2 separate regions of the Homo sapiens genome follow, and region 2 is linked to region 1. A link is an interaction called in ENCODE POLR2A ChIA-PET data of the cell type or tissue named here. Cell type or tissue: PC-9. All regions are shown on one strand.

Evidence for each region. ChIA-PET counts read pairs that join two places held together with the same protein. Peaks named below come from ENCODE experiments on the same cell type or tissue, not always from the same donor. Only the 100,000 strongest peaks of a DNase experiment are listed, where the experiment ranks them.
Region 2: POLR2A ChIA-PET joins it to region 1 with 7 read pairs; 4 of 35 experiments call an interaction of 5 or more read pairs at or near these places.

The regions. Positions count from the first base shown.
Region 1 is chr2:171,171,024-171,179,023 of GRCh38, forward strand. It overlaps a transcript of TLK1 not described here. Among named protein-coding and RNA genes, the nearest start is that of TLK1, 14 kb to the left of the region's middle. RefSeq lists an enhancer at 2,129-2,458. In PC-9, no CTCF peak of the experiment used is centred here; DNase peaks (open chromatin) are centred at 3,268 and 3,658; H3K27ac peaks cover 1,289 bases.
Region 2 is chr2:171,061,072-171,069,071 of GRCh38, forward strand. It overlaps TLK1 (tousled like kinase 1), which reads right to left. Exons shown (of 21, transcript NM_012290.5): 4 at 10-85. Among named protein-coding and RNA genes, the nearest start is that of TLK1, 96 kb to the right of the region's middle. In PC-9, no CTCF peak of the experiment used is centred here; no DNase peak of the experiment used is centred here.

The DNA of each region.
Region 1 (8,000 bases):
TAGCTGTAAATATGAAAATTAAAACAAATAAAGCTCTTAAAAAATCTAAAAATATTTTTATGATCTTAAGTTAGGCAAAGGTTTCTTATACAGGACATGAAATGTGCTAACCATATGGGATATTTTTGATAGGTTAAACAATATTAAGATAAAGAACTTCTAATCATCAAAAAACTTGCTTTAAGACAGTGAAGAGACCGGGTGCAGTGGCTCATGCCTGTAATCCCAGCACTTTGGGAGGCCAAGGCAGGTGGAGGGAGGTCAAAGCTACAGTGAACTGAGATCACGCCACTGCACTTCAGCCTGGATGACACAGTGAGACCCTGTCTGGAAAAAAAAAAGAAAAGACAGTGAAAGGATGCTGGGTGCAGTGGTATGCACCTGTAGGTAGTCCTAGCTACTGAGGAGGCAGAGGCAGGAAGATTGAAAGTTCAAGATCAGTCTGGGCAAAATAGGAGACTCTTACACTGCCCTCATCTCCAAAAAAAAAAAAAAAAAGACAGTGAAGGCAAACACAGAGCGGAAAAAGATAGTTGCAATACATATATTTGACAAAGGACTTGTATTCAGAATATGTAAAAAGCAAAATAAAACCTTTAAGGAAAAGATAGATAATATAGTAGAAACAAACAAAAACTTGAACAGTTGCTTCACAAAAAAGAATAACCAAATGCAAAAAAAAATGCTAAATATCTTTAGTCAACAACAGCAAAACAATTAAGGCAAATGAGATACCACTCAACAGACAGGCTAAAATGAAAAATATGAAATGTCAGTAAATATGTGCAACACTGGGAACTCCCACACACTGGTGGAAGTGGATATTGGTACCTGGTAGCAGTAACCACTAAAGCTGAAATGTCCATATCTGTGATCCATCAATTTCATTCCTAGGTATATACCCAACAAAAATGCGTTACATATATTCATCAAAAGCACATGTACAAGAATGTTCATAAAGCAGCACTGTTTGTAATAGCCCCAAACTAGAAACTATCTAAGTACTCATTAGAATAAATAAATTATAGAATATTCACATAATACAATACTATGCAGAAATGAGAATTAACAAATCACAACTAAACACAATGATGTAGATGAACTGTACAAAAATAATGTTGGGCAAAGGAAGATAGACATGAAAGATTACATACTATGTGATTCCATTTATATAAAGTTTAAAAACAGGCAAATCATTCTATGGGTTAAAAATCAGGACAGTGGTTACCCTTGAGAGGATAGGAGGGAGGCTTCTGAGTGACTGGTAATGTTCTGTTTCTTAGTTTAGGTTCAGGTTACAAAGTACGTTTACTTTGTGGAAATTCATCAAGCTATATACATTTAGATTTGTACACTTTGGTACATGTAGTTATACTTCAATAAAATGTTTAACAAATACAATAAAAATATAGACACACCACACACACAATACAAAATTATGGGAAGTATCTACTTAAACTAGTTGATATGGTTTGAATCTGTGTCCCCACCCAAATCTCATGTAGGATTGTAATCCTCAGTATTGGAGGTGGGGCCTGGTGGGAGGTGATTGGATCATGGGGGTGAATTTTCTCCTCCGTGCTGTTCTTGTGATAGTGAGTGGGTTCTCATGAGACCTGGTTGTTTAAAAGTGCCACCTTCCCCCATTTCTCTCTCTTGCTCTTATTCTGGCCATGTAAGATGTGCCTACTTCCCCTTCGCCTTCCACCATAACTAAAAGTTACCTGAGGCCTCCCCAGAAGCCACGCAGATGTCAGCATCATGCTTCCTGTACAGCCTGCAGAACTGTGGGCCAATTAAACCTCTTTTCTGTATAAATTACCCAGTCTCAGGTATTTCTTTATAGCAGTGAGAAAACAGACTAATACTCTAGTATTCTCATACCTTGTTGATAAACTGGTACAAACATTTTGGAAAGTGATTTGGATATATGTATAGTCCACTTTAACTGTATAACATACATATATTCCTATTTCTGAGAATCTTTCCTAAGAAAAAAATTCAAAATATGGGGAAATACTATGAATAAAAATGTTTATCACAGAGTCAAAGTCAATTATAACTATAGCATATCCTGTTAGTATAGTTTTATTCAGCCAGTTGTGACTACTTTGAAAACTCTGGTGCAACATGACAAAAGCTTTTGGTATGATGTAGGGTGAAAAAGGAAACAGAAACTTGTATGCTCACTATTATTATAACTAAGGAAATATACCAGTTAGAATAACATAACTAAAAAGGAAAACACACAAATGATATATATGCAACTTTCTTGCCCAATCTCATCTACTCTTGTGACTCATACGGATCACATATGTACAGAGCTAGACAGGATCTCACTCTGTTGCCCAGGCTGTAGTGCAGTGGTGTCATCACATCTCAGTGCAGCCCCAAACTCCTGTTGCCCAGGCTGTAGTGCACTGGTTTCATCACATCTGACTGCAGCCCCAAACTCCTGGGCTCCAGGGATCCTCCCACCTCAGCTTCCAGAGTAGCTAGGACTACAAGTGTGCACCAGCATGCCCAGCTAATTTTTTTTTCTTTTTTTGGCAGAGGCAGGGTCTCACTATGTTGCCCAGGCTGTTCTCAAACTCCTGGGCTCAAGGCATCCTCCCCGCTCGGCTTCCCAAAGCCTGGTATTATAGGTGTGAGCCATCACATCTGGCCCAATGATGACTCTTTAATTTGTTTCTTCAGCCCACATCTTTCTCCTGAGCTCCAGGAGGTTCAGAATTGACCCTATGCATCTCCCCTTGGATGTTCCACAGTTTTCTCAAATGTCTTCATCCTATATTCACTATCTTGGGTAGAAATGACCAGGAATAAGAACCAAGACAAGAACCCAGTTAGTTATCCAAACAAGAGAACTGAGAGTCATTCTTGTCACCCCCAGCTCCCCATTTCCCATACCTCCATCCCTTGCCACTCCCTAAGACTACGGTGTCTCTTAAACAGCCTGTTGAATCCATCTCCTCCCATTCATTCATCTGTCCATCCATCCGTCCTTCTTCCATTGCCTTAGTTCAAACTTTTATTATTTTTCCTCCTGGATTATTCCAAAAGCTTTCCAACTAGTCTTTCTAGCACTATGTGATTCTTTTTCATCTTTTTAATCTTGTTGTCACCTGCCTGTTTTCCCAGTTTTATATCTGGTTACTCTCTCATGGGAATCCCACACTGCAGCCACACGAAAGTTATTACAGTGACCAAACAGGTTATACACTCTGTTTCACTTCCTTTGCCTTCCTCCAGCTTGGAATTTCCTACTCCTACCTATTCTTTCCCCCACCCTTTTCCTAATCTTATTTGCTTGACTCACCATTCAAGATGCAGCTCAAGCCTCTCCTTGGCTAGAGAACCTTTGGGGAATCACATTGTTATATGATTGTAATCATGGGGTACACTAATTCTCCTTCTTGTTTTTATCACTAACATTAAAACGGAGCAATTTTTTAATTTGCCAAGGTACTCTTCATAATTATTATTTAACATGCAATATTAAGCTCTCTATCTCCTTGCTCCCATGGCATACTAGTATAATCTTTATTATATCACTTATCACTTTGTTTTAGAATTATTTTTTGCATGTCCTCCTCCTCCACTAAGCCCTGAGTTCCTTGAGGGCAAATACTTTTGTCATATTCATTTCTATATCCTTAGCACAGAGCCTGCTGCAAAGTAGGAATTCACTAAATGAAAGCTAGTCAATGACTAAGTAATGGTGATTGTGTTCACACAATAGTCTTTTGGATAACATTTTTTTTCCTTTTCTCAATTCCCCAAATTTTCTGTAGCTACTTATTATTTAGATTCACCATCTTTTTTTTTAAGGGAGATTTAGAATATAACTTTTAGTAATATTACCCTTAACATTTTAAATGATTTTTATTTATAAAATGCCTTATGACTCCCAACTTCACTCAGTAAGTACAATCAAGGCTGGGTGAAGTAGCTCATGCCTATAATCCCAACATGTTGGGAGGATTGCTTGAGGCTAGGAGTTTGAGACCAGCCTGGGCAACACGGCAAGGCCCCGTCTCTATACAAAATGGATAAAATCAGCCCCAGGTGCGGTGGTGCAAGCCTGTAGTCCCATCTACTTGGGAGGCTGATGTGAGAGGATTGCTTGAGCCCAGGAGGTCAAGGCTGCAGTGAGCTATGATTGTGCCACTGCACTCCAGCCTGAACTACAGAGTGAGATTGTTTCAAAAAAAGTACACTCAGCCCTCCGTATTCATGGTATCTATATCCATGGATTTAATCAACTAAAGATTAAAAACATTTGAAAAAAAAAAGAAATAGTAGTGGTTGCATTCTATGCTGAACATGTACAGACTTTTCTTTTTTGTCATTATTCCCTAAACAATACTGTATAGCAACTATTTACAGAGCATTTACATTGTACTAGGTATCATAAGTAATCTAGAGATGATTTAAAGTTTTTAAGTATGTAAATATGACACCATTTTATATAAGGGACTTGAGTATCCATGAATTTTGGTATGGGAAGGTGGTCCTTAAACCAATCCCCTATGGATACCAAGGGACAACTGTACATACACAATGAAGAAAAACTGGAGCACCATTTGTTATCTCCCATTCTATCTGTAACACACTTCATCATTCCTAATTAACAGTTACCTCTCAGTCTTTATCTAACTAGCCCTCCTAGCAGTATTTGATTCAGCTGATTGCTCCCTTCTTCTTAAACCTCTGTCTTTATTTGACCTCTGGGACACTATCCTCCCACCTTGATGGCCACAACTACCTCCCATGGACCCTGGTTCTCAACCTTGACTGCACATTAGAATCACCTGAGAAACTTTTTAAAAAGAAATACCAAATCCAGGCCCCTTTTGTATCAGAATCTTTGGGGCTGGAGTCAGGATATCAAGGTTTTTTTTTTGTTTTTGTTTTTGTTTTTGTTTTTGAGACGGAGTTTCACTCTTGTTGCCCAGGCTAGAGTGCAATGGCGCGACCTCTGCTCACTGCAACCTCCACCTCCTGGGTTCAAGCGATTCTCCTGCCTCAGCCTCCTGAGTAGCTGGGATTACAAGCATGGGTCACCATGCCCTGCTAAATTTTTTTGTATTTTTAGTAGACACAGGGTTTCTCCATGTTGGTCAGGCTGGTCTTGAACTCCCAACCTCAGGTGATCCGGCCGCCTCAGCCTCCCGAAGTGTTGGGATCACAGGTGTGAGCCACTGTGCCCGGCCGGGATATCAAGGGTTTTAAAGCAGTCCAGGTGATTCTAATTGGGACCAGTGTTGAGCAGCACACTGTGTGGGTTTAAAAACCATCTCTATGCAGATTAGTTCAGAATACATGTCTCCAGCCCTGACCACTCTCTGAGCTCCAACCTCGGCTAGCATGGCTTCTCTTGGGCTGTCTAATAACTCACATATCCAAAACGGAACTCTTGATTTTTGCCCCCAAACCTGTTCTTTCCCCAGTTTTCCCATCTCTGTAAATGGCCCCATTAGTTAGTAGTTGCTGAGGCTGAAATCCTAGGAATTGTCTGATTCCACACTTCCCACATCCACATAATTAAGTTCTGATCTGCTACGCATTAAAAGCATATTCTAATATTACCATTGCTCCTTTTCTTCATGGCTACCACTCTAGGCTACCGTCATCTCTTACTGAGCTAAAACAATAACTTCATAGTCTCCCTGCTTCCACTCCTGCATTCCTGCCCTACATTGCCCTCAGCGTCCACAATGACTTGGCCTCTGTTCTAGATCTTCAGCCTCCTCTCTGAGCATTCTCTGCCTTGCTCACTCTCTGCTTCACCTCATCGGCCTATTTTTTTTTTAATTTTTTTTTTTTAAAACAGTCTCCCTCTGTCACCCAGGCTGGAGTGCAGTGGCACAATCTCGGCTCACTGCAACCTCCACCTCCCGGGTTCAAGCAATTTTCCTGCCTCACCCTCCTGAGTGGCTGGGATTACAGGTGCCTGCCACCATGCCCAGTTAATTTTTGTATTTTTGGTAGAGATGGGGTTTTGCCATGTTGGCCAGGCTGGTCTTGAACTCCTGACCTCAAGTGATGTGTCTGCCTCTGCCTCCCAAAGTGCTGGGATTACAGGCATGAGCCAGTATGCCTGACTCCTCTTTTCTTTTTTCTTTTCTTTTTTGAGACAGGGTCTCACTCTGTCACCCAGGCTGGAGTGCCGTGGCCCGATCACAGCTCACTGCAGCCTTGACCTCCTAGGCTCAAAGGATCCTCCCATATCAGTCTCCAGAGTAGCTGGTACTACAGGCACACACCACCATGCCTGGCTAATTTTTAAATTTTTTGTAGAGATGGTTTTTTTGCCACATTGGCCAGGCTGGTCTCGAACTACTAGGCTCAAGGGATCCACCTGCGTCAGCCTCCCAAAGTGCTGGGATTACAGGCATTAGCCACCTCATTGGGCTTCTTAAAGCTGTTCCTCAAACAGAACAAGTACTGCTACCTCAAGACAGAAAGCCCTTGTGAGAGACCTCGGCATACAGAATCCTAAGTGTCTTGAGAGGAGGGAAGGGCATGGTTATTGGAAAGAGAAACCAAATTAGGAACAGAACTGGTCATCAAAGATATACTTTACCATTTTGTTTAGAACCTGTCTCTTTTCAACTAACAAAGTGATAGAAGTACAGCAATGTTTAGACTCAAGGTCCTTACTGAATAAGGCCCCCAAAAGGATATGGGAGCATGTCCTACCAAGACTATAGTGCATTTTTGAACAAAAAGCTTTTATATTAATAGCATCCATACTTTACTAACTAGCATTTTTTTTTCTTTTGAGATGGAGTTTCGCTCTTGTTGCCCAGGCTGGAGTGAAATGGCGTGATCTTGGCTCACCGCAACCTCTGCCTCCCGGGTTTAAGCGATTCTCCTACCTCAGCCCCCCAAGTAGCTGGGATTACAGGCATGCACCACCACACCTGGCTAATTTTGTATTTTTTAGTAGAGACGGGGTTTCTCCATGTTGGCCAGGCTGGTCCCCTGAGATCTCCCGACCTCAGGTGATCCACCCGCCTTGGCCTCCCAAAGTGCTGGGATTACAGGCATGAGCCACTGCACCTGGCCTTGCATTTTTGAATGCTTACTATATGCTAGGTTCTATACAGAGTGTTTAAATGCATTATCTAATATGCTCCTGTCAATAAACTCTATAAGATAGATAATATTGTTCTTCTCATTTTTTTAAGCAGTAAAACTCAGGTTTAGAGGGATTAGGGAGCTTGTCCAAGGTCACGCAGATATCAAGGGAAGAAACCAGGATTGGAACCCAGGTCTGCTTGAGGCCAAGTCTGTGCTCTCAACTGTTCTGCATAGGCCTTTATTCCTTTCAGTTTCCACAGATATGCTTCTTGATTTCTGGATGGAATGTCATGGAGCTTTCAGTTACAGACAGGAGCTTAAGGGAAGCTCTTTGGCTTCTCACCCTTTCTTGTCCTCCATCTTCCCTCTTCATTGACTCAGTATAAGACAGATAGGCTGGGGTGAAGACACCTCATAACAACAATGGTAACCTCAGCTAGAGAGCAGGCAAAAACAGCAGTGGAAAAGTAACTCCAAGCCTGACAACCAAAGCAACGAAGACATATCAAGCAAAACATTAGCTGAAATGAACTGAGAATCAGTCAGCTTTATAAGGAAAACTACAGGGAAGCGTAAGATTTTACTTGTCTAAATAGAGTCAAACAAAGCTGCTGTAATATATATTGCTCTTATTCTTTTTGTTAAGCAGTTATAGACTTATTAAACAGAAGAAATTTAAATGTTAGTTTAGGCATTCTACCATTTTCCTGGTTTGGGATATCAATTTAACTTAACATTATCAAAACAGTCTTAATTTTCAAGTATATGGCCTCTTACACAGATGACTATTAAATTTTATATATACTTTTTATTACATTGGATAATTCAGTGCATTTTTGGTGCTATAATTTTGAATGACTCTTTCCAGGGTTCTGAGGTAGCTTGCACCTGCTCTAGTTAGTGCTTTTTAT
Region 2 (8,000 bases), 110 kb before region 1:
TGTGCTTACCCTGACTACTTTCATTCTGGTTTTCTGCTTTTCTCTTTCTTCCCCTGGATGATTCCGATTGTTTCTTCTCCGGTGTCTACAGAAAACAAGATAACAGATTTTTAAATGACAGTTTTAATATACAAAATTATCACAGTCAACATAAAACCATGTTTCGAGACCAAAAAAATAGCATTCAGTAGTGCTCAAGAGATGTTAATATACTGTTATTTACACACAATTTATTTAAAAGATAAAATTTCCTATTGTATACATTTTAAAATTCCAAGTAGAGAAGACCTTGTACATATTATCTGATATTCAGTTACAGAATTTGACATGAAGTGGATGAAAAATCCTAGAATAATTAGCCTTTAAAAGATGACCTTCAAATGCTTAACTGGATGAGGGGGAAAAAAATCACCTTAGTGTTTCCTATGAGTTTTTTCCTATTAAGTTTTTCCTTAGTTTCCTACTACTCAAACATACTTAGTGTATAAAAGTAAACTTGGATGAGAAAAAAGGGGCAGAACACAAACCCTGATATACACAATCCCTACTAAAAAGGACCATCCACGTAAATGCCTGGCAATTATTATCCAACCGTTATAGCCAATTCACAGATTATGCCCCAGATAACGGATCAGTAAACTATGGCCTATGGGCCTAATCAGTTTGGTCACCTGTTCTGTATGATCGAACCATAGCTTTCACACTTTTAAATGTTTGAAATTTTAAAAATTCAAAACAAAAAGAATATTTTGTGGTGTGAGAATTACAAGAAATTCAAGTTTCAGTATTCCTAATAAAATTTTATTGGAACACAGCCACACTCTTTCATTTAGGTATTGTCTATAGCTGCTTTTACATTACAACGGCAGAGCTGAGTAGCTGCAACAGAGTTGGAATGGCCCATAAAGTCGCAAGCATCTGGCTTTTTACAAAAAAAGTTAACAGATCCCTGCTCTAGATGGTGGCTCTGGTTCCAAATGACATGTGTGTTCCTATAACAGATAGAAAGTATCTTCATTAGACTAATACAAGTAATTTTTCTGGAGTTTGACAAACTTTCCTGCTTAGTCAAAAATTAAAACCAAGAGCAAAAGCACAGGCAATGGCACCAGGCCCTCAAATTCTAGAAACGTGGTAAGCACCTCTGGTGCCAGAAAAATTCCTGAACTTCACAAGAGCTCCACTAATATTTGACTGAATGAATGAATGAATCTTACTAAACAACTTAAAATAAATCTCTTAAAAGCATCATGGTCCCCCAACAAGGAAGGGATTTAATCCGTATTTTCATGTCTCTGAGTGGGCCTACAATTAAATATATGAATAACAATACATAGCCTAATTCTTATTGAACACATATTGTTCCTCTAAGTACCATCTTGAGTATTTAAAGTTCTCCCACCTCCATTTTGCCAACAAGATAACAGATTCAGAGAAATTGGACCAAATGTTCATAGCATCTGAATTCTTTAAATACAGATGTTACATCTTCTCCCTATCTCACCCTCTTACCCCACCCCTAGCATACAGTTATTACTTGATAAATACATGCATGAATATTAAGTAACCTACTCAAGGTAACACTACCAGTGTGGCAGAGCCAGGATTCAAATTAAATTCAGTTCTGTATGATTCTAAGACCTAAATGCTCTTTATTTTTTCTATGATATCCTACATCAAGAACTAACTAAATGAATCTACTATACAAAAATATTTCAGAATTTTACTGTTTATGAATAAAACTCAATATGTCCAATGAAATGCCAGTATGTTTTCATTTCACAAACCAGAAGTCTTAAAGAAATCCACCCTAACTGGCCATCTACTCAGGAGGTAGACTGATGTACCAGCAATTTTGGGTAGGTAGTTTACTACTTTTGTTTCATTGTCAAAATTACCAAACTCAAACAATAATCAATCTTCTGTTTTCCTAGAAATAAAAATATCACTACATTAAAAATTCTTTTAACATTTATTAAAGAACCCTAAATCGGCCGGGTGCAGTGACTCATGCCTGCAATCTCAGCACTTTCGGAGGCCGAGGCGGGCAGATCATATGAGGTCAGGAGTTCTAGACCAGCCTGGCCAACATGGTGAAACCCTGACTCTACTAAAAATATAAAAATTAGCCGGGCATGGTGGTGCATGCCTGTAGTGCCAGCTACTCGGGAGGCTGAAGCACAAGACTCGCTTGAACACAGGAGGTAGGGGTTGCAGTGAGCCAAGATCACACCACTGCACTCCAGTTTGGGTGACACAGCGAGACTCCATCTCAAAAACAAAAGAACCCCAAGTCTACGTTAAAATAAAAGATCCCCAAATAATAATTTATTCATATCCTTCCTAACTTAATTTATATATAAAAAAGCGAAGAAAACATAATTTTTCAGAATCCTTTAATGTTATACTAATTTTTTAAGCATGGCAGGATCCTATTCGAATTCCATCTTAAATCTTGACTAGGTACTCTTGAACAGGCAAAAATAGGGGGGAAAAACCCATACAAAATGTTATAATTCTGAAACAGTTGTATTGGAAACAGCATTTTCTAGCTAGAAAACAAAATAAAATGTAAAGTTCAAAATGGTTCTGTACCATTTTCTAAAGTATATCCTAAGGAACTAGTGTTCAATGGTAGGTTGAGAAGACTATGTTCTAAATGAGGGTAAAAAGGGGTGAGTTCAAACGGGGTAAACAAAATTAGATTTCTTTACTGCAAGGCTTCTCAGAACCATCAAAATGCTAACATGCACTGGCTATCTCCAAAAGAGGGATGAGGTGGGAAGATACAATAAATTTTCAAAACTTATTTGAGACAACATTCGTTAAATACTTCACTGGATATGCACTTCAGGATATTTAAGGTTGTTTTGTTGTTTAACATACAGATTACTTAGTTTTGTTGTTTAACATATAGATTACTTCGTGAAGCCTTTTTCCTCTGAGGCAGAATTTCCCAGTGTGGAGGTATGGGACAGTCCATTGGCAAAAATGTCTTTTCATTAAACCAACCAAAAAGCAAACGAATGCATTATAATTATAGTAAAGAAGGCAACAAGTTTACCTCCTTTAAACCAGAGAAGAATTTACAGATGGAGAAGAAAAAGGGTAACAGGACTAAAATTAATTTTAAGACTGTTGTGCCCCAGAAGTTATTAAAGGGGAAGGAGAAGGGAAGGAAGTGTGTGGCTGAGTTAAGGCTCCAGCCTACCAGAGACATATCCTATGTTACCTCTACCCTGAATCTGCAAACACAGCATCTCCTATTTTAATATTGAGATTCCAGATGAGATTTCCTTTGAAAAAATAGTTCGACAGCTTTTAAAAAAAACTACTGATCATGACCAATGATTTCCTTGAGGAAATCCAAAGGACATCAACCAGGCCACCTATGTATTTGCTAAGGTATATAATGTGCACATATTAAACATTTTATATAGAACATTTTCAAGACTGCTCTTGCTAATAATGCTGTCATTTCTTTCTTTTATTCTCTATTTTTTCTTAGCTATCCTACTATAAATAGACCACTAAAGAAAAGATTAATACGGAAGGCAAAATAATAGGATTTGGCTTTGAAGTAAAGATGAAAAGTATTCAGTAATTATAAAAGGCCAAAGAGCTCCAATATACAATGAAACAGTCATTAGGAGAAAATGAAGAAAGGAGAGACTAGTACACTTTAAACCAAGTTAGCTGTGTAAATGTTAGATTTGTAATCATACCAAAACCTGAATGACTACTCTGGCATTTAGAGATTCCAAGATATTAGTGTGAATTTACACAGTATTTTCTACCAGTTGAAAGTTTGTTGAAAAAACACAAAGACAAATTTAAAGGACTCAAGAAGTGTAGTGATATAATTTAACTAATCCTCCAATTTTACTTGGAACTTAGGTCAGTGATTATTAATCAAGGTTTTTATATCTAATCATGTAGCCTGCTGCTTTTATCTTATAATAAAATATAAAGGAGTCTTTCTTCAATGTAAATAAGACCAAACATAAGAACACATGAATCTCAATGCTGTTACAGTATGAGGGACAGAAATCAATATGAATTATTCCATGAAAACAGATAACCACCTGTATAAGCCTCAAACTAGAGAGAGATTTAAAATTATGGAAATAAATGCATTACAGAAAATTTTACAGTATACAAAAAATATTTTAATAGCAACAAAAAAAGAGGGAATGGATATTAAAGTTTGTTCTTCATTGGGCCTCACTGAATAGACAACAAAAATCAGGTATCATCATCTCTAATAAAATCACTATAGTTAATAGACACAGAATATTTCTTTTTGTTAAACAAGAAAATACTTTAAAACAGAAACAAAAGTTACTCTAATATTAAATAGTATCCTTACAAAATATTCAATCTTCAAACCTGACAGAATGAATTTTTTTCTGACAGATCCATTCAGCCAAAGACTGGTTTCAAAACTGCAACTTCACTGGCTATTCTTTCTTTTTTTTTTTTTTGAGACGGAGTCTCGCTCTGTCGCCCAGGCTGGAGTGCAGCGGCGCAATCTCAGCTCACTGCAAGCTCTGCCTCCTGGGTTCACACCATTCTCCTGCCTCAGCCTCCCAAGTAGCTGGGACTACAGGCGCCCGCCACTATGCCCGGCTAATTTTTTTGTATTTTTAGTAGAGGGGGGTTTCACCGTGTTAGCCAGGATGGTCTCGATCTCCTGACCTAGTGATCCGCCCATCTTGGCCTCCCAGAGTGCTGGGATTACAGGCGTGAGCCACTGCGCCCAGCCCTCTCTGGCTATTCTAATGATTCATACTTGGGTACCAAATTCAAGGGTACTATAATTTGAACAAATGGCATGACAAACCTTTTTGCTGGCAGCTGGTAAAACAATGTTCAATTTTTATCCACATTTCTAGGCAAAACTTGTTGAACTAGATGTGAGACAGGAAAATGTTTGCTGCTTTGTATCCTATTTACATATAAACGTTACCATGAAATATGCACATCCGAATTCAAGGATGATTTTGAGCTGGTATGACCTGAAATTCACATAGTCTGTCTCTGCCCAAGAGTTAAAACTTTAATATTGATAACTATTATCTGTAAATATTTACTTGAACCTTTGACCTCTAAAAGAAGATCTCTACTATAATGCTGATTTTAATATTTAGTATAAAAAATTTATGTATGTAAAATTTTGGAATCCTATCATCAAATAAAAGCATTTCCTTGCAATTCTAAGTAAATCAAAATCATCATATCAGCAATTTGGAGTGTAGTATATTTTCTGCTGTACTGCCTTTATTGTTTAATAACGTGTAATATAAAAGATGGTAGAACACCAGTAAGAAGAAATTGGGTAACCACCCAACTAAAATATGTGCTGTCTTACAGGTATACTTAAAGTATGCCACCTCATACATTTTTGTAAAGGCTGAAGGACTCTATTTACACATGCACAGCATTCACAACCGTATCAGTACTCCAAAGAAATGTAATATTAAAACAATTATTTTATGCTCAATTTTTAACAACTACCTAACTTGACATCCTCACATTGTGACTTCTTAAACTCCTATCACTTGGACCCACTGCATTCACACATGTTTAAAGGAGTATACTAAGTTTTTAATATTGATGAAAATGATTTTGTCTGTTATTTTCTTATCACTTACGTAGTCTATTTCCTGGCACTTTCCCTTCTCTGGCTATCCCTTTAAGGCTTTATTTGTTAAACAGTATATACTATAAAATTAGAATAAAGTTGAACTTTCTCCCCTACTCAAATTACCTTGCCAGTAGTTTTCAAATCATACAAGAATAAAACAGCCATTTAGAACAACTGCTGAAGGGTGGGGGTTGGGAAGTAACACTTTCAGATAATTTATTCTGGAAATGTTGGCATTTTGAAAGTGCTTGTAATAGTCAAATTCAGAGCTGTGGTCTCACAACTTTTGACCCATTGTGACACTCACAATGGAGTAACATACTCCTGTATCATACCCCTACAAACATTCCTTTGAACACGAATCCCTAGGTCTGTACAATTATTTCTCTGGTATACATACTTTTAAATGTAAATGCTGTATCACAGAATATGTGCACTTAGGTTTTTTTTTTTTTTTCTGAGACAGAGTCTCACACTGTCACCCAGGCTGGAGTGCAGTGACACGATCTCGGCTCACTGCAAGCTCTGTCTCCTGGGTTCATGCTATTCTCCTGCCTCAGCCTCCCGAGTAGCTGGGACTACAGGCACCCGCCACCACACCCAGCTTGTTTTTTTTGTATTTTTAGTAGAGATGGGGTTTCTCCATGTTGGCCAGGATGGTCTCGATCTCTTGACCTTGTGATCCACCCGCCTCGGCCTCCCAAAGTGCTGGGACTACAGGCATGAGCCACCACGCCCGGCCACACACTTAGATTTTTAAAGATAATGCCAAATTGCACATTCAAAGCCAGTATCAATTGACATGTTTACATTAACACTGTATAAGACTACTCACCAATCCTTTGAGATGTGATGGGTAAAAAAGTGTTACTATTTTTCTCTATACCAATACAACTTTTTTTTTATTATTATACTTTAAGTTCTGAGGTACATGTGCAGAACGTACAAGTTTGTTACATAGGTATACACGTGCCAAGGTGGTTTGCTATAACCATCAACCTGTCATCTACATCAGGTATTTCTCCTTATGCTATCCCTCCCTCAGCCCCCACCTCAAAACAGGCCCTGTTATGTGAAGTCCCCCCAACCGCCCTGCCCCGTGTCCATGTGTTCTCACTGTTCAACTCCCACTTAAGAGTAAGAACATATGGTGTTTGGTCTTCTGTTCTTGTGTTAGTTTGCTGAGAATGATGGTTTCCAGCTTCATCCATGTCCCTGCAAAGGACATGAACTCATCCTTTTTTATGGCTGCATAGTATTCCGTGGTGCCAATACAACACTTTTAATCAGAAAAAAAGTGATCTTTTTTTCCTGAGACATGGGATCAGCCGGGCATGGTGGCTCAAGCCTGTAATTCTAGCACTTTGGGAGGCCAAGGTGGGTGGATCACCTGAGGTCAGGAGTTCGAGACCAGCCTGGCCAACATGGCGAAACCCCACCTCTACTAAAAATACAAAAAAATTAGCCAGATCTGGTGGTGAGCACCTGTAGTCCCAACTACTCGGGAGGTTGAGGCGGGAAAATTGCTTGTATCTGGGAGGCAGAGGTTGCAGTGAGCCAAGATCGCGCCATTGCACTCCAGCCTGGGCAACAAGAGCAAAACTCCGCCTCAAAAACAAAAACAAACAAAAAAAAGAAAGATGGGGTCTCGCTTCATTGTCCAGGCTGGACTGTAACTCCTAGGTTCAAGTGATCCTCCTGCCTCAGGCTCCCAAGTACCTGGGACTACAGACATGTGACCATACCCAGTTTCTTTGTTCTTTTTTTAAATTGCTCTATCATATCTTTATTAGCATTGATTCTCAATGCTGACTATACATCAATCATTTATAAAGCTTTTATTTAAAGCTTATGCTGGAATCTCCAGTCCAAATTTAACCATCTCTGGAAAAAGACCAAAGGAATCATTAATTTTAAAAAGGTCCAGAAGTGATGTTATGTATCATCAGGATTAGGAACAGTCTGTCTGTCTATCTAGGTTTATATATAAAATAGTACGTTGTATAGTTCCCACATACTCCACTTTACAGTATCTCTAAAATTAAGAATGTTATTCCTTAAAGTCTTCCCATATTAAAGACCAAAATTATTACATATAGCAGAAAACTAATTAGGTTATAAAAAGTCAAATGGGTTGTCATGGTTACTCAGTTATTTTAGAAAAATGAGAATCTTAAAGAAAATTCACTGTGTTCTACTGACATAAAAATACATCTTTCTAATATTTTTTAAACTAAAGAATAAAATTCTGAAACAAAATTTGTCAGTAATGTCAACTTGTGCTCAATGCTTTAAAAATCCAGTCTAAAAGCAACATTTATCAGATTAAACATTTGTGAAGTGCTGTTAGCTC